Linked DNA regions of Homo sapiens: all the other regions are linked to region 4. The links are chromatin contacts, found by Hi-C or POLR2A ChIA-PET in ENCODE. All regions are on one chromosome and are shown on one strand. Each heading gives the region's core, a stretch centred on a gene start or an enhancer-like site at or near the end of the contact. The rest is flanking DNA. Distances are from core to core; before and after follow the strand shown.

What was found. A loop is a pair of places that touch in the nucleus more often than their neighbours do. ChIA-PET counts read pairs that join two places held with the same protein, here RNA polymerase II (POLR2A). Pooled maps may share reads with other maps.
Region 1: a loop to region 4 is called in a pooled map, with 6 times the contacts of the local background. The contact joins two enhancer-like sites. A Hi-C loop is called at or near these places in 4 of 37 single-sample maps with no recorded cell type and 9 of 50 pooled maps.
Region 2: a loop to region 4 is called in a pooled map, with 5 times the contacts of the local background. The contact joins two enhancer-like sites. A Hi-C loop is called at or near these places in 17 of 37 single-sample maps with no recorded cell type and 14 of 50 pooled maps. POLR2A ChIA-PET finds 5 or more read pairs at or near these places in 1 of 52 experiments (activated T-cell).
Region 3: a map with no recorded cell type shows a loop between it and region 4 (8-fold over the local background). The contact joins two enhancer-like sites. A Hi-C loop is called at or near these places in 3 of 37 single-sample maps with no recorded cell type and 4 of 50 pooled maps.

What each region holds. Positions count from the first base shown.
Region 1 is chr4:101,100,013-101,105,247 of GRCh38, forward strand. All of the region lies in intron 3 of PPP3CA (protein phosphatase 3 catalytic subunit alpha), which reads right to left. Among named protein-coding and RNA genes, the nearest start is that of MIR8066, 140 kb to the right of the region's middle. Within about 2 kb of position 3,524, at least 9 of the 41 ENCODE cell types and tissues checked have a DNase peak (open chromatin) inside an H3K27ac peak, as active enhancers do.
Region 2 is chr4:101,153,369-101,158,944 of GRCh38, forward strand. All of the region lies in intron 2 of PPP3CA (protein phosphatase 3 catalytic subunit alpha), which reads right to left. Among named protein-coding and RNA genes, the nearest start is that of MIR8066, 85 kb to the right of the region's middle. RefSeq lists an enhancer at 1,885-2,386. Within about 2 kb of position 2,148, at least 3 of the 41 ENCODE cell types and tissues checked have a DNase peak (open chromatin) inside an H3K27ac peak, as active enhancers do.
Region 3 is chr4:101,081,378-101,087,169 of GRCh38, forward strand. It overlaps PPP3CA (protein phosphatase 3 catalytic subunit alpha), which reads right to left. Exons shown (of 14, transcript NM_000944.5): 7 at 1,809-1,886. Among named protein-coding and RNA genes, the nearest start is that of MIR8066, 160 kb to the right of the region's middle. Within about 2 kb of position 3,339, at least 3 of the 41 ENCODE cell types and tissues checked have a DNase peak (open chromatin) inside an H3K27ac peak, as active enhancers do.
Region 4 is chr4:101,415,969-101,421,617 of GRCh38, forward strand. No RefSeq gene overlaps it. Among named protein-coding and RNA genes, the nearest start is that of PPP3CA-DT, 71 kb to the left of the region's middle. Within about 2 kb of position 3,548, at least 3 of the 41 ENCODE cell types and tissues checked have a DNase peak (open chromatin) inside an H3K27ac peak, as active enhancers do.

The DNA of each region.
Region 1 (5,235 bases), core at 2,274-4,773, 320 kb before region 4:
AGAGTGGGAGTTTAAAAAAAAATGGAAGGGAAGAAACTTAACTAAAATATACTAGAAATAAAAATATACTGGTTTAAAAAGATGAGAAGAAATACTGCTATGTGTAGTGAGATTCCCTGAACTTCAATTTAATTAAATAGATACATAAATCAAAAACTTCAGATTTATATACCAAAGACACTGACAGAAAAGACAAGATGTTGGGAGAGAAGAAGGCAGGGAGCTAGAGATGGGGAAAAGTAATAGAAAATACAGACGCAGTTCAAGTTAGGCTGAGCTTGTCAATGCTTTGCCTCCTCATTTTGTTGTACATTATCTTTCCAATTTTTCCATTTCTGTTACCTGATTTTTAAAAATAATTAGCTTTACAAAGAGAAGTGACCTTATTTTACTTATTAATCATTAATCATATTGTACTAAAAGCTACAGGATACATTTGATATACCTTAAAATTCTCAACTTAGTTTCTTGGGCATTGCAGTCTGTAAAAATGATGGTCAATTATGCATTCACCAACTTGGGGATACATCTACATTTGACACAGCCTTCCTGGAATGAGCATTAAGTCAACTGGAATATTCAAGTATTAACATCAGTAATTTGTTATCGTCAACTGACATTTGTTAAGAATCCATAGGGAACAGAAAATCAGGCTTTGAAAAACAAGTATGCCCTTTTATCCTCGTAAAACCTGTATTCCCAAAGTGAAGCTAAGAAGATATAAAAACTACAAAAATATTGAGACAAGTCTAATTCTGGTTACTAAAATCTGAAATCAAAATCAATGAGATTTATACATTAATAATTGGCTTTCCAATACAGTAGATATCCTGGATAATATCTATAGGGAAAAGCTGCTGACAATTTATTTGTAGTACTACTTGTAAAGAGTAATCATCTCTCTTAGCTTATATGATAATTTATGAAATGAGTGAGAACTAATTATGTTTGACTATACAGCCCAAGTTTTGGAGAAAATACTAATTATCAGAACAAATGTTTATTATTTTGTTGTTCAAGCAAGATATTATCTCTAGGTAATTATGATTGAAATAAACAATAGGTTGACATTAAATTATATATGTTACTTTAAGTTTCTAATTACCACTTTCTGATTATAGTTATTAGCTAAAGTTCATGTGACTAATGATATTAATATGTCTGAAAAGTTGACCAAATGGCCTGTACAAGCGATCCTTAAAGCATCATGATCTGTTGATGTATGTAACGTTTCCTGTTACCTCAGTGAGTAGTCCGGTAGCTTAATGAGTCTCTGCTACAGATCGGGTTTTATAGCTGTACTTACATGTTTCAATAAAAAGAGTTTGTATTACTCAAGCTTGTCTCACATTTCAGGGAAGATATTCATAAACTATTATTAATGTCAATGGGAGGACTGTCCCCAATTTAAAATGTCTAAGGCTATACCTTAATCTGAAAGTAATATATGTATTTTTCCAAATTGGTCGTTAATTTAGGATGTCTAGTTTGGAATATGAATGGATATGAAAACTCCTTTAAAAATACATTTGCATGTTGAAATTGCTATTTTGAATATATTTCATTTATATGCTGGGGGAGAGAATACATGTTCTGAAGGCACTTAGGCTACTTTTTTAAAGTTTTTTTTTTCTTTAAGAGAGGTATAATATATCCAGTGAAACGTCCATAACTCAAATCACAGATTAATTAATTTTTACACAAATCCCATGAAACCACTACCCAGATCCAGTTACATTTCAGCATTCAGATGGCTCCTTTCAGCCTCCTCCTAGTCAATATTCTTTTGGAAATGTCATTATAATTCTGACTTCTTTAGATTAGTTTTGCCTGTAACAATTTGTTTTAAGGCAAAGTTCTACCTCTCCAATTAAAATCTAAACTGGAACTTTGTAACCCCACTCAAATACCACTAGAGGAATCACATTCTAGGACCCACATTTTCTTTTTTTGCTATCTGTTAAAGACCTTTTTCTGACATTAGCATGTGGCTTTATCCCGTCCAGTCTTAATTACCATAGTTCTTTCATAACTGAAACCTCAAAGCGGGATATATAAATGCACGATGCTAAATATTTCTATCCTATATATTTACACCTTTTAAATGATGCAACATACATGTAATATCCCTGATTATTTAATGGATGTAAAGTACCTAGTATATGACAGGAGTTGAGGAAATATTAGTTCCTTTTCTGTAAATGAAGAAGGAAAGAAAGGAGGGAGGGAGGCAGAGAAAGGAAGGAAGGAAGGAAGGGAGGGAGGAAGGGAGGGAGAGAGGGAGGGGAGAGAAGCAGGGAGACAGAATGAGAAATAGAAGGCAGAGAGAGAGAGACAGAGAGAGAGAGAGAATATAACTCAATTTCTAAATTCTTGGCTCAAAATACCCTAAAAATAAGTCTTCTTTTCACATTTTATTTCCTTCTTCCCTGTAACAAGAATAAAATATCTTCCCAAACATTGACTAAAACCACAAAGGCAGCCAATATGGAAGAAGTGGCATGGTAAATGAAAGGGCAAGGGTGGACTGGAGGTGGAGCCCTGCCAGCATTCTCCCTCAACATCTGGTGGGAGAGAGCTGCCAAGTACAACACTGTCTTGCCGGCAACTATTTTACCATCTAAAGCTCTAACATTCTGAAGAACTGAAGATCTTCAGCAAATCATAACCTGATAGTTTTTTAAAAAAGGGAAGTCTCTTGTAAAAAAAAATCACAATCAATGAAAGCAGTGAAATACAATTAGTTAATTGTTTATTTTTGTCTATGTGGTATCAGATGGCTAACTTGAATCAAATTTTCAGTGAATTAATTGGTTAAGGTAGAAACAAAGGGCTGTGTTACACTGGCCTTTTCTGCATGGTGAGATGTAAATGAGGTGCGCTAATCACTTCAACTGGACCGCTATTGTCTTTCTATTCTGACTCTTAATTAAACAAATATTTACACTTTAAGGTTAGTTTAGGTTACTCAATATGAAAGATGGAGCATCCTCTATTTTTAAAATTAATTTTTGCCACAGACATAGCTTTCTCCTGTTTAATTTTCTCCTATCTTCCCCAATGAAGCAGCACTAAGAATATAATTTTCTTCGTTAATTGGTTCACTGATAATAATAGTGCAATAATTTACTTTGTAATTTATGCTTTTAATGATAAGTAGTCTTGAAAATTGCATAGAGAAGTAAAGAAGGATGTAAAAGAGGAAGCAAGGAAGTAAAAAAGAAAATGGACAGCTTTAGGTACATATTAATCAGCTCTTTAAAGTAACTACTCGTACTGTGAAACATTCCAATCAAAAGTGCTGCCTCTCGATCATCAAACTAAGTAAAGGATTTGCATCAGTTGGGAAAAGATCCAAACTCCTGAAATATCAAATGTAGCTCCTCTAAGACATCACTTGCCTGGTCTGACAAGCATGTAGACAGGCAGCAGTGGAAGAGCAATGCACTATATAGACGACTGGCTACAGGGAGACAGCCAGGCAATTTCTTCTTCATGTCTGTGGCATTACTCTGTCACCTAACATCTCTTGTTGTGCCACTTGCTTGTTATTCTCAGGCAGAAGCATGGAACATTGTCTGGTTTGCTGTGGTTCATTCTGGTCTACGAATTCACAGCTAATAAACACAACACCTCTTCACACTTAAACTTGTTGAGGCCTGGAGTTGAGATCTGGATCTAAGTTGAGAAGCCAGCTCAAGGCAGTGTAGTGCAAAACGGCTAGAAAGGGAGTTTGAGGAAGTGAATAGAAGGAAACAGCTGTGCATGCCTCTGTTTGCAATTCTAAGTTTTTCCTTGTGTTCTCAGAGAAACACACTCAGCCACAGACCTATATATACACATATGCTTGATCAAAGAGATTAGGTACTGTAATGCAATCATCGGCAAGAGCAGTATTTGGTGTAAGACAAATTATTACTCAAAACAAAATTACCTCTTTCATCACTACTCAAAAGCTTGCTTGTCTTATTTGGGCTAACTTTGTGGGAAATGATTTCTAATTTTGGCAAAAGGAGAAGACTGGGGTGGGGGTAATGCATAAAATGAGCTCTGTGTACTGCCCAGAGCACATTACCTAGTGCTTATAAATATACCCAGCAGAGACTGTTTGAAATCTGAAATTATCCTTCAAAGCTGACTTGGTAAAAATTAAACTGAAGTGCTCCCCTTTGCCCAGAGGATAGCCAAAGGAGAATACCTGCAGTGGAGCCCTGAATTATTGAGATGAATTGAGATCCTTTTGAAGCCTGTTAGGATAATACACGCTGGAAAACTGAGCTCTTATTTTAGGATTTTTCTTAAAACAACAGTATCATACTCACAGAGAACATTTTATATCTAATGCTTTGATCTTCAGATTATATAGATAGGGAGAAGGCTGTGTGTACGTTTGTTCATGCATGGGTGAATATAATAGTGTGTACCAGTTTCTGCATTACTGATTTTTTTTTTTCGTGGTGCTTTGTGGTACATGTAATGAATATACTATGGCAAAGGCCTGGGGTTAGTGGAAGAACACAGGCTTTGAATCCCAGCACTGCCATTTACCACGTGTGACCCCCGAGCCTCAGTTACTGCACTCATAAAAGGAACGTATTTACATGTTCCTTGCAAAACTGTCAAGAATAAATGAGGTCATTCAAACTATTGAAACAACAGCATTTACAACATGCTAACAATGTCAGTTTCCTTAATCCACAATAAAAAATCCTTAAAGTATTTTCAGTAGGTACATTTTATATAAATGTCCATGCTATTTTACATACGATATCAATGAGCCATTCCAAAGCCTCTCAAAGGTCACAGTCTAATCAAAATGGAACATTTCACATATGAGTCATTTTGTCATTTTTGTATGTATGTGGCAAGTCCCTGGGTTGTAGTCTCAGACTCTTGAAGTTTAATTAAAGAGCTGTTTTTGAAGATGAGGACTCCAATACATGCATCTTAGAACTTTTAAATGCCCCATAATTCCTACACTTCATATGTCACCAACATCCAGTTTGATCCTTTGCTTGAATTTCAAAAGGAGCATACTAAACAAAACATAGCAAATTTCATAGTTCAAATATCTAGATTAATTGTAGACTTTAAAAAAATCTGCTGAGGAACAAATTAGTAAACTGCTTCTTGACGTCTTTTTTTCTTTTTTTTCCTTTTTTTTTTTTTCTTTAAGATGGAGTCTTGCTCTGTTGCTAGGCTGGAGTGCAGTGGCATGATCTCGGCTCACTGCAA
Region 2 (5,576 bases), core at 898-3,397, 260 kb before region 4:
AAAAATAAATTACTATGTTTATTTCATCTTTCTTAATAACATTCATTTCAACAGTACACATATAGTTCAAGATTTCTGAAGATACTATATACTACTGGCAAAGTAGAATTGTATAAACACTTGGTACATGGAATATAAAATTATTGTCATCACCTCACATTTGTTTGTTTAGCTGCTAAAAGATCTTTGAACAAAGAATCACGTCAACAAAGAGGGTGTCAAAATATCAACAAAAAGAGATCTTGTCAGAGCTTAATTAGGGCTTCCAATTAGAAAACCAAACTAAGAATCCTATTAGCACTCAAGTAGGTATTCTCCTTGCTTAGGAAAAAACAAACAGCTCCCACAGGTTATCTACCTAGCAAAAAGGAATTTTATGAAGACCTCTTCCTAGTGGGATTAAGTCAACAAAGACAAGCAGCATGAAAATCTCAGAACCACATTAAGAGAACCACTGTGTGCTCAGGCATACTTCCTGCAATGTTACCAAGTTACTATCACAGTTCATTTTTAATACAATACATTTGGTTGTACAGGATGTGGATTCTACAGAAAAAAAAAAGCACAATACATTTGGACATATGCATGGCCTTCTCTGCTGCTCTCTGGTAAAAGTTATTAAATAAAGCCCATGGCCACTTTTAAAAGAAAAAAATTTCCAAGTCAAAAGGAGTAAATATGCTACTTAACAATAGAACCAACTCAGTTTTTTATGAAGTACCACATTTGCTTGTATATGTCATCCTTATGAACACTGCTTGCCTGCCTTCTTGTTTTCAAGAAGAAAATAGTTCTATCCTCCACTCTAAATTACTTCTTGGCCAGAATGCTTCAAAAACTGTGAATGGTCCTGTTAGCTAATTAAAACAAGTTTACCACCATGAAATATTTGCTGTTCTCCCAAAAGTCAGGTATTCTACCAGTGAATAAAAAAGAGAAACATTTTCAAACCCAAAGTAACATATCAAGTAACAGAATTCTGACTAGTAAATTTATAAACAGTATCAAAATTTAAAATTAGTTCCAACAATTAAAGAGCACGTGATTTACTCTGTACAAGAATTTGGAAATGGTTCTTTTCCCAGATTGGTGGAAAGGGTGGGATAAAGAAAAAAATCTAAAGCTATGCTATGGGGCAATAAAAGTGTTCCAACACATCTAAAAATTACCTGGCCTTCCAGAAGTAATATTTAAATTCCAACATTTTGTCACAGAGATAATAGAGAGTCACTGGATTTTAGAAATTGCTGCTTAGACTCTACCCAGTGTAATCATTATGACTCTAATTATGATTGAGTTTCTTCACCTCAATAACAGGTTCTCCAACTACTCAAGTACTTCCATTTTATGAATTTCAAATATGCACTGAATTACATTTGTTCTGCCTGGCATGGAATTTAGCAAATGTAAATCTGCTTCAGAACACATTCACTCCCAGAATTTTTTTTTTTTTTTTTTTTTTTTTTGTGATGGAGTCTCACTCTGTCACCCAAGCTGGAGTGCAGTGGTGCAATCTCGGCTCACTGCAACCTCCACCTCCTGGGTTCAAGCGATTCTCCTACCTCAGCCTTCAGAGTAGCTGGGACTACAGGTGCCTGCCACCACACCCAGCTAATTTTTGTATTTTTAGTAGAGACGGGGTTTCACCATGTTGGCCAGGATGTTCTCAATTTCTTGACCTCATGATCTGCCCGCCTCGGCCTCCCAAAGTGCTGGGATTACGGGCGTGAGCCAACGCGCCCAGCCATATAAAAAATATTTTAAGATTTCACTGGACTTGGTATGTTAAAACATACAAACAAACAAAAAAACTACCTTAATCTCAAGGCAGAGGACAAAATCTCATTCTTTCCTTTTGACGTGTCCAGTAGCTAGCACAGTGCTTGACACCAGGTATATACTCAATAAATGGTTGAGGAATTGAATGCATAATAAAAGAGTAGATGAATGCATGAATTAATGAAAACAGATTCGCATTATGTAGAGCACCTTTATCAAACCCCTTTTCCCCTGAAGAGGTAAGGTAGGCATTCTTTCTGCATCTGAGGCCTTGGATTGGCTTCAAGAAAGATGAAAGTTCCTTCCTGCAAGTGCTGTTCATCCACCTTTCTTTCTCATGGGACAGAGGCAAGCACTCCAAGATCAGAAAGCAGTATGACTCAGAGGGTAGCTAGCCTTTAAACTGAATCTTTGTTAAGCCAGGAGAGACAGTTCCTTTCTCCTAGGAACAGATCCATTTGGCCCCAGGCTTCTGAGAAAAGGGATAATTATATGACTAACATAAGGAATTGTTAAGCTTAAAAGATTCCTTTTTGTTTTAAGTTCCCACTTTGGGAAGCACATAACTACTTCAGTGCACTAACTACATGCCTCATTACTACTTAAGGGTATATTAGATTAATTTTTATTTTAACTTGAAATAATTTTATTCTCAAAGCAGGAAATATCTTTTAACTCGAAATGTGTTGAAGTAAATGGTGAACGAGTATCAAATTCATCAGAAAATATCTACAATAATATGAATACGAATAACAAAGGCAGCAGCTAATATTCATTGAGCTCTTATCATGTGCTGTGTATTGTTTTTATCCTCACAACCACCCTACAAGGTAGACAGGGACCCTTACATGCATTTAGAGATACGGAAACTATGCCTATGGTCAAGAGCTAGTAAAAGTCAGAGTGGGGTTTCACACCCAGACAGTCTGATTCCTAGTACCTGCTCTATGATTCAATTATGCTTTTCATATGAAAACAGGAAATCTACTTTACTAAATCAAGAAGTACCAAAGGTAAGCAATTCAGGAATGACTTGAATAGTTCTTTTCAGTGAGTCAATCCCTCACTCTGTAACAGAGGGTGCTTCCACATCTCAACTCAGGGGGCCTTTACAACCACACCAGTCCCCATGTGAAGCCCAGAAGGCATAAAGAGAGACACAAGAGAGATTAAAGAAACAGAATAAGATTTGAAAGCTATTCTAAAACAAAAATCAGAATAAAGCACAGCAATAGAAAAAGGCATATTCCAGGCCAGGCAAAGTGGCTCCCGCCTGTAATCCCAGCACTTTGGGAGGCTGAGGCCGGCAGATCACCTGAAGTCGGGAGTTCGAGACCAGCCTGACCAACATGGAGAAACCCCGTCTCTACTAAAAATACAAAATTAGCTGGGTGTGGTGACACATGCTTGTAATCCCAGCTACTCGGGAGACTGAGGCAGGAGAATCGCTTGAACCCAGGAGGTGGAGGTTGTGATCGTGCCATTGCACTCCAGCCTGGGCAACAAGAGCGAAACTGTGTCTCAAAAAAAAAAGAAAGAAAGAAAGAAAGAGAAAGCCATACTCCAGGGACAAAGAACAAAGCAATTTGGCTAGATTTGAAAGGTTTATGAAGGAGAACAGGAGATAGGTATGGGCCAAACTGTGGGTGGCCTGAAACCAGTTTCATGAAGTCCTTTAAATCGATTTCTAAAACTGATGGTGAGTCACTACATGTTTTTAAACAGGAAATGAGGAGTGCAAAACGTTATTTTAGCAAAATTAATCTAGCAGAGTTTTAAAAATGAATTAGAAGAGAAAGAGACAAACTACAGACAAAATAGGCAGGAAATACCACGTTCCCTTAGCAATCACAGATTAACATTCATAATTTCAAGTTTTCCCAAGTGATCTCCAAATGTTCCCATTTCTAATTTTTCTAAGGCACAGAGTTATGAGGTCGGTTTGTGAAAGCAATTCACTAGCCAGCACTATGCTCCTGCTTCTCAGGGAAGTATGGTTTGTCTGTGGTTGTTTTTCCCCCTAGGCCAGGGTCCTATTCTCACTTAGTAAGTGATGAAAAATGTTTCTGTATGCAAAGTACCTCCAGGTAAACTGCAACTGCAGGTGTAGAAATAAACAATGAATTATTGGATAGTAATGACAGTAGTGATTTAATTGTGAAAGTTCCACACATTAATTCCTTGGTAATATCAAGATATTTTATACTTTCACCTTCCAGGCATTTGTGTCAAGAAGAAGACAATAGAAATAGGAAAAAGAGAAAGCTGACACAAAAGACATTGAAATGAAAAGTAGGACTTAGTGGCTGACTAGAGAAAGGGGACGAGGAAAAGAAGAAATGAAGACAGTCTCTAAAGTTTCAAGCCTGGGAGACAGGGAGGATGGCAGTGCCTTGAGTAGGCTAAAGAAATCCTAGAGGTAACCTAGTACAAGGAAAATGAGACTGGTGTCTGTGTGCGCTGAATCAAAGTTCTTAAAGGCTGATGATGCAAGTGAACTCCTGTCTGGCAGAAGAGAATTGACTTAGATAATTTTGATGTTCTTTGAAACCCATCAAGAGAATGTAAAGTTTGTTCAATGCTTTTTTTCTTCTGCTCTTTTAAAGCTGCAAGACTGAGGTACTCTAATTCCCTGATTTTTTAAAATCAGAATTGTACGGTTCTGCCTTTTATTTCAGAAAATGCTTTATGAATCATCCTAAACGGTTCCTTAGGAGGCAAAAAAAAAAAAAAAAAAAAAAACCTCTCAGTCTTCATGACCAGTTTCAAAATAGTTCTATTTTTAATTCATGTCTAAAAGCTACAAGTATTTAAACTTTAGTACATTTAAATAATGAAAATAATGATGTCATATTGATATACATCCTAATTAACACAGAGAAAGGCTACTGATAAAATAACTTTACTATGTTAATGTTTTGTCTTTGTTTTGCACGAGAAGCTTTCAGAAAGACAAATATTCTGTGAAATAATTAAAACTAGATTTATACCAAGAAGATGAAAAGAAAGAAGAAAAACCCACCAGAAACCCGAGAATTCAGAGAGAATTATTCACAATGACAAAGAGTCATCATCTCAGAGTCCCCTGGCCTGCTCCTGGTGCATCACCAGCCTCATCTGTATTCCCCACGGGAAGCAGCAGCAGCTCCAGGGAAGATCAGCAGCGAAGAAAGAATGTGTTATGCAAAAATAGTTATTTCAGACAGATCACAAATGGAAGCCTGGTGGGCAGAGAAAAGTTGAAGCAGTGTGCAACAAGAACATTTTAAAAGGCAGTACTTAAGAAGGGAGCAACTGTTTTTCCTTTTTAATTTTTTGTTGTTGAGGTTCAAATGAAGATGAGTTAAGGGGGCTCTCCTTTCAGTTTCCACGTTTAGGACTTTGGGCCTCGGTATCATATTATAATTAAATGTCAGATGAGAAATCATGAGAGTAGTTAAAACTAGGTGCCACACGGCAGGTCTAGGTTTTTGGGGCCTCAGTGACCTCAACTGTGGCCTCTACTGTGATTGCCTATCACTGGTGCCCATAAATAATATCTGAATGAGTCAGTCAATTGTTGTTTGGTATCTGGTTATTCAATACCCAAATTAGTGAATCCTATGAATAAGTTGCAGTTTACCAAACATAGTAAAAGCTTTGTTATTCAAATATTTGATGCAATGGCAAATAATAGTTAAAGCATTTTAATCAGCTAAAAGTTAATTCATATCTCAGTAACATTTATTAAGTACTTTTAACCAATATCATCCATTTTATTTAATCTTCACAGTAGTGACGATACTCCATTTTATGAA
Region 3 (5,792 bases), core at 2,089-4,588, 330 kb before region 4:
TCAGTAATGAAACAGAACATGCACAAGAACTTTGGAAATAAACCAACAATCCAGTTACTAAGCAGAAATAATTTATAATGTAACACTTTAGTTCTCAATTAAAAATACAGGTGACTGTGTCTCTTTTACATAAGGATAAAAATGTATCTCATGACTTCTGTGTAATCAATTTTAGGAGTATCAGTTTAGAAATACCTCTTCAAAACAACATTTTATCATTTCTTCGTTGATCTGTGTCATTTATTTCTGGTAGACTGAACCGTGCCTAATATAGTTAGGTTCTAAAAGCAGCTCAAAAAGTATCTTTAGATAGATAAACAGCCACCTTAACATTTATAATTTTAAAAACACTGTGAGTCCTCTCTTTTTGGAACTTGGTCATACTATAAAAGAAAATGCCCCCTTAAAAACCTTTTGAAATGTTCTAAAAGTATGTATTCTGATTATGGAACTGAGCTTCGTTATGGAAACAAAATCCATGTGAAAGACAGTTTCACTCTTAATCCTAGTACCTTGACTTTATAGACAGAGGGTGACTATGCCTACTTGACAACAAACAAAAACAAAGAAACTGGATGACATAATCTCAATTTTTCCAATGAATCAATCAACTTCTCATTTTAAACAAAAATACTTGATATTAACTGATGCACTTAACACACATTCAAGTAAGCCAGTGGTTATGGGTAGGTAGTGCAATCAGGATAAATCTGCCAAAAATGGGCAGTCAGCCGACTGGAACACAGCCAAAATAGCATAGTGACACCATAGCCTTGACAAGTGAGAACAATTATTTGAAGACCTGACTGGTTGGGTATATAAACAGGTTACTTCAAACATCAGCTACAAAACAGTGAGTATATAACACTGGATCCGTTCACACCTGTTGACTGATTGCTTGAAAACAGCTAATTGTGAAATGAACTTGGTATCTTCCTTGATTCAGGGATGTCATAGACATGGGCCTCCTTCAAAATGCAGGTATCTATATTCCCAATTTCAGCACACAGGTTATAAAAAGAAGTGCTACTACTTTTCAGAAAACCTAGACTATGAAGGGATGAGTTTAATTATTCAAAGGGAAGCAATGCCTTTCAGTGGAGCCTACTGGGAAACGGTATCAGACCTCAAATCTTAAAAGTAGTCTAATTTCTCCCTAATGTAGATTTAATATACTATTAAAGTGAACATCTGAAATTTCATAATTTTCTAAACCTCCAAAATTGTTCTACATCTTAGAAACTTACCAGGTGAGACAAAATCAACTTTATTTAATCATTTGCTAGTTAGAACATAAACTTTTCCCTGTTTTTAAAGATGTCCCTATTCCTTTCCCTTTAAAATCAGGGATATTACAGGGATCAGGAATGGTATTCAGGATTAGGAATGGTATTCTTTAAAACAACAGTAAAATGTGCAATACCTGTTAAATATTTAGTATAATTCTCATTCATATTTTCAACAAGACTGAAAAGTAGCTGGTAATTTACTCACTTATATGACAGTGTAAATGCAACAATTGAGAGGAATAAGAGGAGGTGCCCTTACAGTACTTAAGAAATCAAGCTGAAAATGGACTTGTTCAGGCTAAAGATGTAAGAACTTTACGGGAGACTGTACGATACATCTGCAGCCATTCATTCCCTAGGACTCTGTCATACCTGTGTCATCCATCAGAAGATAATTTTAAGCTCTAATTCCTTTTGGGAGTGAGCCTGGTAAAAGGGAACCTGCAGAGCCTAAGCAAAGTGAGGAAGTTCTGGAAAATGGACAATGCATGGTTTTTATAAATGCTCAAAACTGCTCACCCTGCATCTTGGGCTTCGTGGGCTCGGAGTATAGATAACAAGTTATTGTGCTGTAAGAATTCACATACAGCCGGGTAACTGCCAGAGACAAAAAGAAAAGGGAAGCATCTGTTAGGAAATCATCAGGAGTAGCACATTTATCTCTAACATCCAGATCTATGTGACTGGATCAAAGATAATCAAACATACATCATTCATGAAACAAGCCTCTTGACTCTAAGGCCAAGTTTATCCTTGTGGCAGAAAAAGCATCTACAGCTGTACTTTTTACATAATCAGAAAGGGGTTGAGGTGCATGAACTGGGGGAAAAAACATAAGCCATTATAAAACATTAGGAAAGTGTCCACTCTCAGAAAAATAAATTTTTAAAAGTCTACATTTAAAGACAAAGTGAACGGAGCATAACTATAACAAGATAATGAATTTAAAATATAAGTCTCAATTTTCTCAAATATTGCACCATTTGTGCATATGTGTGCATGTATGTGTATACAACAGAGATAACTGAGTTTGCAGGCAGAAGAGAATACATATGCTCTCTTCTGCCTCCTAATTATTTTTGTTTCTATAATCTCCCAGATTTAAGACTCCTCCCATACGGTGGGAAATCAAGTTATTGCTTTATCTAACATTATGGGTACAATAAGATGATTATATCATTCAAAACCTAAACAAAATTATGGATATTCACAAGGCTTTAGAATTTGTCCTTTAAATATGATCAGCAGAACTTTATCTTAAGACTTATCTATCTTGACTAAATAAAACATCCAATATACAATTATGTTTGTCTTTTAAGAGTCTCAAACTCAAATAACTTCATTATAAATGAAATTCAAATCATAAATTAAACCTGAAAAACCTTTTACAGTCATTATGTCTCTGCTCTAAGAACTTTTAATGAAACAAATGTGTATTATAAAAATAAATTTTTGACAATGCAAATCAAGGTACAGAAAACCAATATTCAAACTGCAAATATTCACTAGAACTTAAACTATATACCATTGAAAACATTCATCAATTATAAAAATAGCACTGCAGGGAAACATTCTAGTAATGTATGTTATTCAAATAATTTATTATAAAAGAAAAGATAGTTTCTGTGTTACACATTTTGTACAAATTCCCTGACCAACAGGAAAAAATTATCATTAAGATAACATACAGTTGGCCGGGCATCGTGGGTCACACCTGTAATCCCAGCACTTTGGGAGGCAGAGGCGGGCAGATCACCTGAGGTCAGGAGTTCGAGACCAGCCTTGCCAATGTGGTGAAACCCTGTCTCTTACTAAAAATACAAAAAACTAGCCAGGCTTAGGGGTGGGCGCCTGTAATCCCAACTACTCGGGAGGCTGAGGCAGGAGAATCGCTTGAACCCAGGAGGTGGAGGTTGCAGTGAGTCGAGAACGCACCATTGCACTCCAGCCTGGGCGACAAGAGTGAAACTCCATCTCAAAAAAAAAAAAAGAAAGATAACATACAGTTATAGAGATACTGACTATAAAAAAGATTCAGTTCTTTGGCAAAAAGGGATCTGAAACTGAAAACAGTCTCTGTTCATGTGCCCATGTGTAGTGTGTTTTGTAAGAGAAAGGGAGAAAAAGAGGAGATAATCATGGGGCCTCCACTTCCTAGTTGTCCCCAGTCAATTCAATAAATAAAACATCTAACTGATGAACATGAGTGTATCTTAGAAACTGGAGAGGATGGCCCAGTCTCTGCATGGAAACATGCCCATCTGGTACCCAGAATCAGGTGTTGACCAACATGTGTCTTCAAAGGCTTCTGTTCTGCTTAAAGAAAAGTGAATATACGACCTTTCCAGGTAAGTGTGTGTCAGAGAAAAAAAACAAAAACAAAAACAAAGAAAAAACCACTTTACTTTCAGAGATACTGGTTGGTCTTTCAAAAACAGCAGATTTGTTTGGTATATATTAGCTATAAAAGGCCCAGCTAAGGGGCACAGAATAGGTTCTCAATAAATGTTCCTTCCCTATCTTTTTTCTTTTTTTGAGGCCTTCACTTAAATTCCTTGTGCCTTCGCAATGCCTCTGTATAGAAGTATACTGTCTTGTTACCACTGTCAGACAGGTTGCCTGACTATGTCTGTCACTTTTTTGCCCTTGGTAAACGACTTAGTTGCCCTTTCTTATTTGCCCTTTTGGAACAACTTACACTATTCTTAAGAAAGAATAATTTTAAAATATTTTCGTCACACTAAGTTTGATACCCTTATGTGTTTAAGCTAAGTTTTTCCCCATGAAAATATATACCTGATTTTTATTGGAAATCTGAAAAAAATAAAATTAATCAAGTGCCAATTTGCTAGGTTAACAGCATTAAGTGAGGAGTATTTGCATTATTGACTTGGAGGGAATTCATTTTGAAGAAAAACTTCAGACATTTTCAAAACATATGCCATCATATACTCAGCTTTTCAAAGAAATACCAACATTTTCCTCATAGATCTAGACAATACTTGAATATCATCTAGATTCCCACTGTTGCTGAACTATTTACCTAGGATATACAGAAGTTTCTAATAGTATTAGAAAAGAGAAACAGAAACTCTGTTCCACTTTTATGCTTTTTAATGGAAATTATCACAAATCACAAAATGTTCAAGCTGAAAAGCACTGCGTATATACACACACACACACACACACACAGAGAGAGAGAGAGAGAAAGAGCGAGAGAGAGAGAACGGCAGGAAAAGCATATTGCTAACACCTAAACACCCCAAAGAGATGAAAAATCACTTATTCCCCAGTAATTTAGCAGAGGCCCAGTGATGATTGTTCCATTTGTTAGAAGACAGTATTAGCTACAGGGAGGGGCGGTATAAGTTCAAGGCAGGTTTCTGTCCTAAGGGTATTTATTATCTTAGGAACATAAAGCATTATAAAAAATATTTTTAAAAAATTACTATATTATAAAACACATTGAAGATAAAATAGAAGTTTTATAAAGATATTATAAAGCAAGCAAGAAAGCATCTGAAATTAATCAGAGAAATCTTTTTGAAAAATATCTATCTTTTGTTATATATTAAAGAGAATGACGTATGCAGATTGGTAGATAGGAAAGGGGTTAGAATTCTGCTCGGAAAAGAAGAGGGATCATCAGAAGCTGAGTGAATAGGAACAAAGATAAGGAAGGTAGAAAAGAAAAAAATGTAATAAATGGTAGAAAAATTGGCTTGGCAGTAGAGCAAACAGTTACTATTAGATTAATTCTGTTTATTCTCTTGTATTTGTTTCTATATCATATTGAACTATATTTTCAACCTTGAGTTTAATCTCCCAGATGTAAGACTCTTTAGCCATGACATAGCTAGTGGGCATTATTAAAATGTTTTTTTTTTAAATGTTTTTATGCCTTTATGGATACTTTCCCTGTGCAGTTTTTCCTCCTGGAAAGGCCTATTCTTCTGCCAAGTCTTCACAAGTTATCACCTGTGAAGCATTCTCTTCAAGGCTATCTCACCTAAGGTGTACACAACTGCTGTATCCACTGTGTTCCTACAATATATGTATCTAATATATCACTTATCATGTTGTAGTGTAAATTATATTTCTACTTCTGTGCTCCAGCAATAGTGAATGCCTTAGGAGAGGAACACCGCTTTTTCATTTGCATTTTCATATCTTAAATGCTTAGCAGCAATCTGTCAGCTTATTGGGGCTTATGCTCAATTGCTGAAGTAGCTTCAATAGGGGCAGTCAAGCAGGTGAGAGATGCAAAGGGTTTCTTTCCCTCCTCCCTCAGTGCTTTGGCAAAGCAGAGGCAGGCAGCCTGCAATCCCCTGCCAATACACAAGGAGGAAGCCACAGTCTCTTTGGTGTCCTTCTCCTCTTCCAGATCCAGTAATAGGGAAGACCCTGCCTGATTGTTCAACTCCTCCTCTGCTTCTTGGGGCCTGGGAATGGGTACTTAGCCCAGGAGTGTCCTGGGGCTACCTGGATGCTGTCAGACCTACC
Region 4 (5,649 bases), core at 2,298-4,797:
GCGGTGTCATTTTTCTGGCCAGAAACCTCTGTGGCTGGTGGAGCCTTTGCTCGAGTTTTGCTCTGGCCTGCTGGGCTCATTCTGCCCACCAAGCTTGGCAGGCTGCATTTGGCTTGTGCCACTGGCCTGGATCCCACACCTGCCAAGGGCAAGCCAAGCAAGGGGTGTATGAGTGAGCGAGGGTGGGGTCTGGCCACTGCACACAACCAGGCATGCCGGCTGTGGTGGGGCAGGCAGCTCCAGGCACTGGCACGGGTGCTTGTTCCCTGCAAGGCTGTGGCTGGACCAGATATATGGCAAGTAGCTTCCACGGCTGGCACCAGGAAATGCAGTGGCACCTGGAAGCTTGGAGACACCAGGAACTGCAGAGCCCCAAAGAAGGTCACAGCCCTGGCTTGGGGAGCTCCTAGGTCTGGGCTCCCTGAAGGGCTGCAGCTCTTCTCTCCTTCTGTCTTCCTCCTTGTTACCCGCAACTTGGTGAGCAAGGAGTGTGTTTCAGCCCTGTTTGTGTTATGGCTCTTTCATCCCCACCATTCAGCGAGTCCTGAGTTCTTGTCCTGCGTCCAGGAATAATGAGGTATGTGAATAAGTGGTGGGAGAGCAAAGCCAAGAGGTGCTTTATTGAGTGATAGAATAGCTCAGAGGAGACCCATGGTAGGCACACCCTCTCTGCAGGCAAGTCATCCCAATGAGTATTCAGCTCTCATTAGAGAGGAGACCCACAGTGCATAGCTTCTCTCCACAGGCAGGTAGCCTCTCATCTGCCTGAATCTGGCTGAGTCCAGGACTTTTATGGGCTTCAGAGGGAAGGAAGTGCATGCTGATTGGTCCATGGGCAGCTATGGGTGGGCCCAGAAAAAGCACCATAATTTCTGGCTCTGGTCTGCTGAACTGGCAGCCTGGACCCCAGGCCTCAGGCCATCCCTGTCCTGAAGGTGGGGTTTCACCAGGGACCCACTTGTATCTGCCCAGAAGCCTATCTGCCTCCTGCCACCATTAACATGCCCTCTACCATGTCCAGGCTGTTTGTGCTAAGGGGTGCCTGCAGGGCCCATGCTGAGCTGCCCTTAGCCCCACCCTGGCCTCCCTCCTGTGCTCCTTGGCACCCTAAGTCCAGAGGGAGGTGAGGCAGCAGGGAGCTGGTGTATCAGCACTCACATACCTGGCTGGCTCATGACAGCATCTGGGCTGGGCCACAACTTTTCTCTGAAATTGGAGTGGGCACATGACAGCGCCTGGGTCTGGCCACAACTTTGCTGTGAAACTAGAGCAGGCACCAGGAGAGGGGAGACGCCAGTCAGCAGGAGCAGGCACATCCGATCCTGTGGGAGCAGGGGGGGCTTCCTGGCCCACGAGAATGCCGAGATGCCCAGGTCTGTAGCCACCTGCAGGTGCAGGTGTGCCTGGGAGGGCAGGGATCCCATCCCTCCAACTTGGAACGGGGAGGGGTTTCTTCCTATTCCTGACTCCTGCAGGATCCCTGGAGTGCCTCAGCAGCCAGTGTCATAGCGGGAGCCACTCTAGATGGGTGGCTGCTGCCATCAGTAATGAAAGAAATGTAAACTGAAATAAGACTTTAGTTTGACTAACAACTTATAACATAGAAATATACTGAGGAGCAAAGACGATTTGGTAGAATAAGAGTATTCACTTAATTTTGATACATGCTAATGTTTGAGAATCATTGATGTAATAAAATATTACACAGGCAGTCAGTGTTTCAAGGAACACTTAACATGGAAAAATGCTTATAATATTAAGCAAATAAAAAGAAAAACAATTATGTATATTTAGTATGATCATATGTGAATTACAGATAATATTTTTCCATTTGTAAATACATGAGTACATACATATTTGTAAAATCAAAACCATTCCTATATGTGCATATATATACATTCGCACATACATATGTACTAGCAGAAATAAATGCTATTCTCAATACATCAGAGGAGGTAGCTTTAAATTTCTTCTTTCCACATTTATGTATTTTTCCAAGTTGTCTTCTATAATGACATATTTTTAAATTATCAATAAATATCTTGGCTACATACATTTTCACATATATATGATGTTTGCAAAGCTCAAAGCCCCAAGTTTCCTATAGCCCTAAATGTTTATTAACCTTTCGTAATCAGATTGATTTATTGCAAAGAGAGGCCCCTTCAATTGTAGACAATGTTTTATCATTCAAGAAAACAGTAAGATGTGGTACTTGGGTTGACCTAGCCACAGGCAGGATGTGGCTGCCAGAAAAGCGCTATAAGTCTTTGAGCAAAGAGCCACATCCTCCTCCCACTATTTCTTTTTTTAGCTAATGGCAACTCCTAAGATTCTGACTTTAACCAAAGTTCACATCTTTGTATTGCTCTCCTACTCCCTTTTTAAGTCAGCAACTCATAATAAGCTTAGTATATAACACAGGTTATACAATTTAAGAAAATACTAGGCATTAGGGATTTCAAATAACTGAGCTCATTTAGCCAAAATGGTAAAACAGGGGGACTCGTGAAAAAGATCATAATCAAATAACGGGTATTAATGCTATATTAAAAATTGTCTGTCTTTGTTATCTCAAAAAGCCACCAGAATTCCTTCTCTGGTCTAACTTGCAACTATCCAGACACACAGAAAGTTCAATCTATTCTACTAGTACTTGGACAATGCAGTGAATCTGACATTGTTTACAATGGTCTTAAAAGCCCTTAGGTGTTGGTAACATTTTATGTCATAGAAAATATTGTAGCATGTACCTCTTTACTTGTGTACATCACTGAAACAACTTCCCTTTGCTTCCTGCTCATGGTTATATAGATTGTATGAAGATTAGAGGGCATCCCCAACTGCTGGAAACTGACAGCTGCCCTCCATTAGGGTATTTAGTGCCTAAAAGTGACATCATTCAGCTTCTATGCTATGATAGCTATGATATACTTCACCTTCTGGAGATCATATTGGAGAAATTCTGTTGGCGGAAATATAATTCCACACCCTAAGTAAGGGCAGAATTTGCTGTGATTTGGAATAATAGTGATATATTAAAGAACAGTGATATGTTAAAAGAAGTATCCAAAAATCACATATTAAAGAAAATTAAAGAGCATAATTTTATGTAGTGATCTTGAAAATTAAATTCACTTATTCAACCTACTCAACAGCAACAAAATCTTAGATTTCCTGGTAACTGTTATTCAAAATGTATGGATGTATAAGTAGGAGCATGAGCTGATTTTGGAAACCTAGATGCTGCCATCTGAATGTTATGGCCATGTCCCCTGGTTATATTACCCAGGTCATTTTTATGGCTTCCTACAAACGCGCTTTGTATTTGACTACATTTGGAAATACTCAGAAGGTTTTCAAATGAAGCCTATATGAAAGTATAGAAACTGACTGAGTCATGGAAATCCTGAAGATAAAGTGATCTTACAGAAACTAGAACAAAGTTAAGTAAAACAAGGGTCTCGATAAAAAGCCCAGTCAAAAATGAGTAACTTAAAACACCTGTGTTTTGTCAACAGTGGCTTGGCAGCTAGAATAGGAAGGACAGAGGAAGTTAAACCCACGCTGGTTTCCAGAAGTCAGCTACAAAAAATGAACCTCTAGGACCAGATGGTTTTATGGCTTTGGTAAACAATAGATTTGCATAATGCTTCCTCAATAATTCTGTCAGGAAGAGTGCTGAGCTAAAAAACAACGTGCAATTGTGCCTTTTTTGAAAGACCAGCTCTCTAAATGGCCAACTGGTAATTAGGAGAATCTAATGCTGAGAAGGACAGAGTATATAAAGGACTATTATCTTGAATAAGTAATTGTAAATGCCAGTATATTTGGTAGTATTAGGTCTCCACTGGTGGCCACATTATACACTGATTATCAAAGGGGAATGAAGGCGTCTCTGATTTTGGGCACCACCTCCCTAAAGTTTCTTTGTTTGTTCTGCTTTGTAGCTTCCTTTGACTTTTGTTTCTAAGGCTTGCGGGGGGCTGCCATTTGGTTTCTCTTCAAGAATTAACAAACCACTTACTCTTGAATTCTCTTCTAGTTAACACAGGCATCACTACTTCCAATTGATCTCAGGATGTGGGATCCTCATACACATTTTGAACAAAATCCTCTGTTTCAGCAAGTGAGTGAGAAACCTCTTCTAATTCATTTAACCAACTAATTTAATTGGCAACAATTATTTGTACATGTGTTTTCTCCACATGCCAATTTAGATTTCTACTTTTTAACACCTGAGTCAGAAATGGGCCAGTGGAATAATATACAGATGCTCCTTGACTTACAATGGAATTAACCTCCCAATAAACCCATTGTATGTTGAAAATATCTTTAAGTTGAAGGTGCATTTAATACATCTAACCGAAAAATATCACAGCTCGCCTACCTCATAGCTCAGCCTACCTTAAACATGCTCTAAACACTTATATTAGCCTGCAGTTGGGCAAAATCATCTGGCAACACAGTACGCTGAAGAGTATCAGTTGTTTACCCTCCTAATCCTGTGACTGACAGGGAACTGTGGCTCTCTATTGCTGTCCAGTATTGTGAGAGTATCTTAGGATATATTGCTAGTCCAGGAAAAGATCAAAATTCAAAATTTGAAGTAAGGTTTCTAGTGAATGCATATAGCTTTTTCACCATCCTAAAGTTGAAAAGCTGTTAATTTGAACTATTGTTAAGTCAGGGACTGTCTGTATCACTAAAATCTACTTTTTCTATCCCCAAAACAAAGCAACAATCTTCTATTCATTTTTAAGTTGAATGCTAAAATATTAAAGGGAAGGGCTTACAAATTCAAAAGTCTGTAGTACTTAAGTAGGTAACAGCTAAATGCAGATGTTGAAGTGAGTAAAAACTAGCATTAGGAAATGCTGGGGACCATGGTAAAGTGGAAAATCTGGTCTAAAAATGAGTCAGCAGCTCTTCCACTCCAAACAATTGGTGCCATGTATTAAAACAGCCCAAGAAATGCCTGATCTCTTGGATTTCCAAGAAAAGTAAAATTAAATAATTCTATAAAATCTAAGTTTAATTAAAATATTGATGATTTTTTCAAAATTGGCAATTAAGTTTAAATTTAAAAAATATTGCAAAAGATAAACAAAATACTTCCATGAGCAGTATTCATCTTACAGAGTACCAGATTGTGAACTCTACTATGGTTTTATGGCAGTGCTGCCCTACAGAAATACAACGTGAGACATATAGAATTTAAAATTTTTCAGTATTTACATTAAAACGTGAAAAGAGACAGATGAAATTGATTTTATAATACTGTAAATATTAAATATTTGATCGAATGCAGCTATCCAAAATATTATTTCAACTTATGATCAATCGTTATAAAAATTATTAATGAGATTTTAGATTCTTTGTATTGTTTTGAAATTCAGTATGTATTTTATACATATAGCACATTTCAATTTTTACTACCACGTTTCAAATATTTAATAGCCATATATGACTAGTGGTTCTCTGTTGTACAGCACAGCTCTAAGTCTTAGAGTGCCAATTCTCATACATACATAAGCAGTGAGCAAGTCCTAGGCTGGGTAGAGTTTCTTGGTCATTAGGCACCAGGGCTGTCCCCTGTTTCTTCCCTTCAAGCTATTGCCATTGCTGCAACATCCAGCTGCGGCTGCT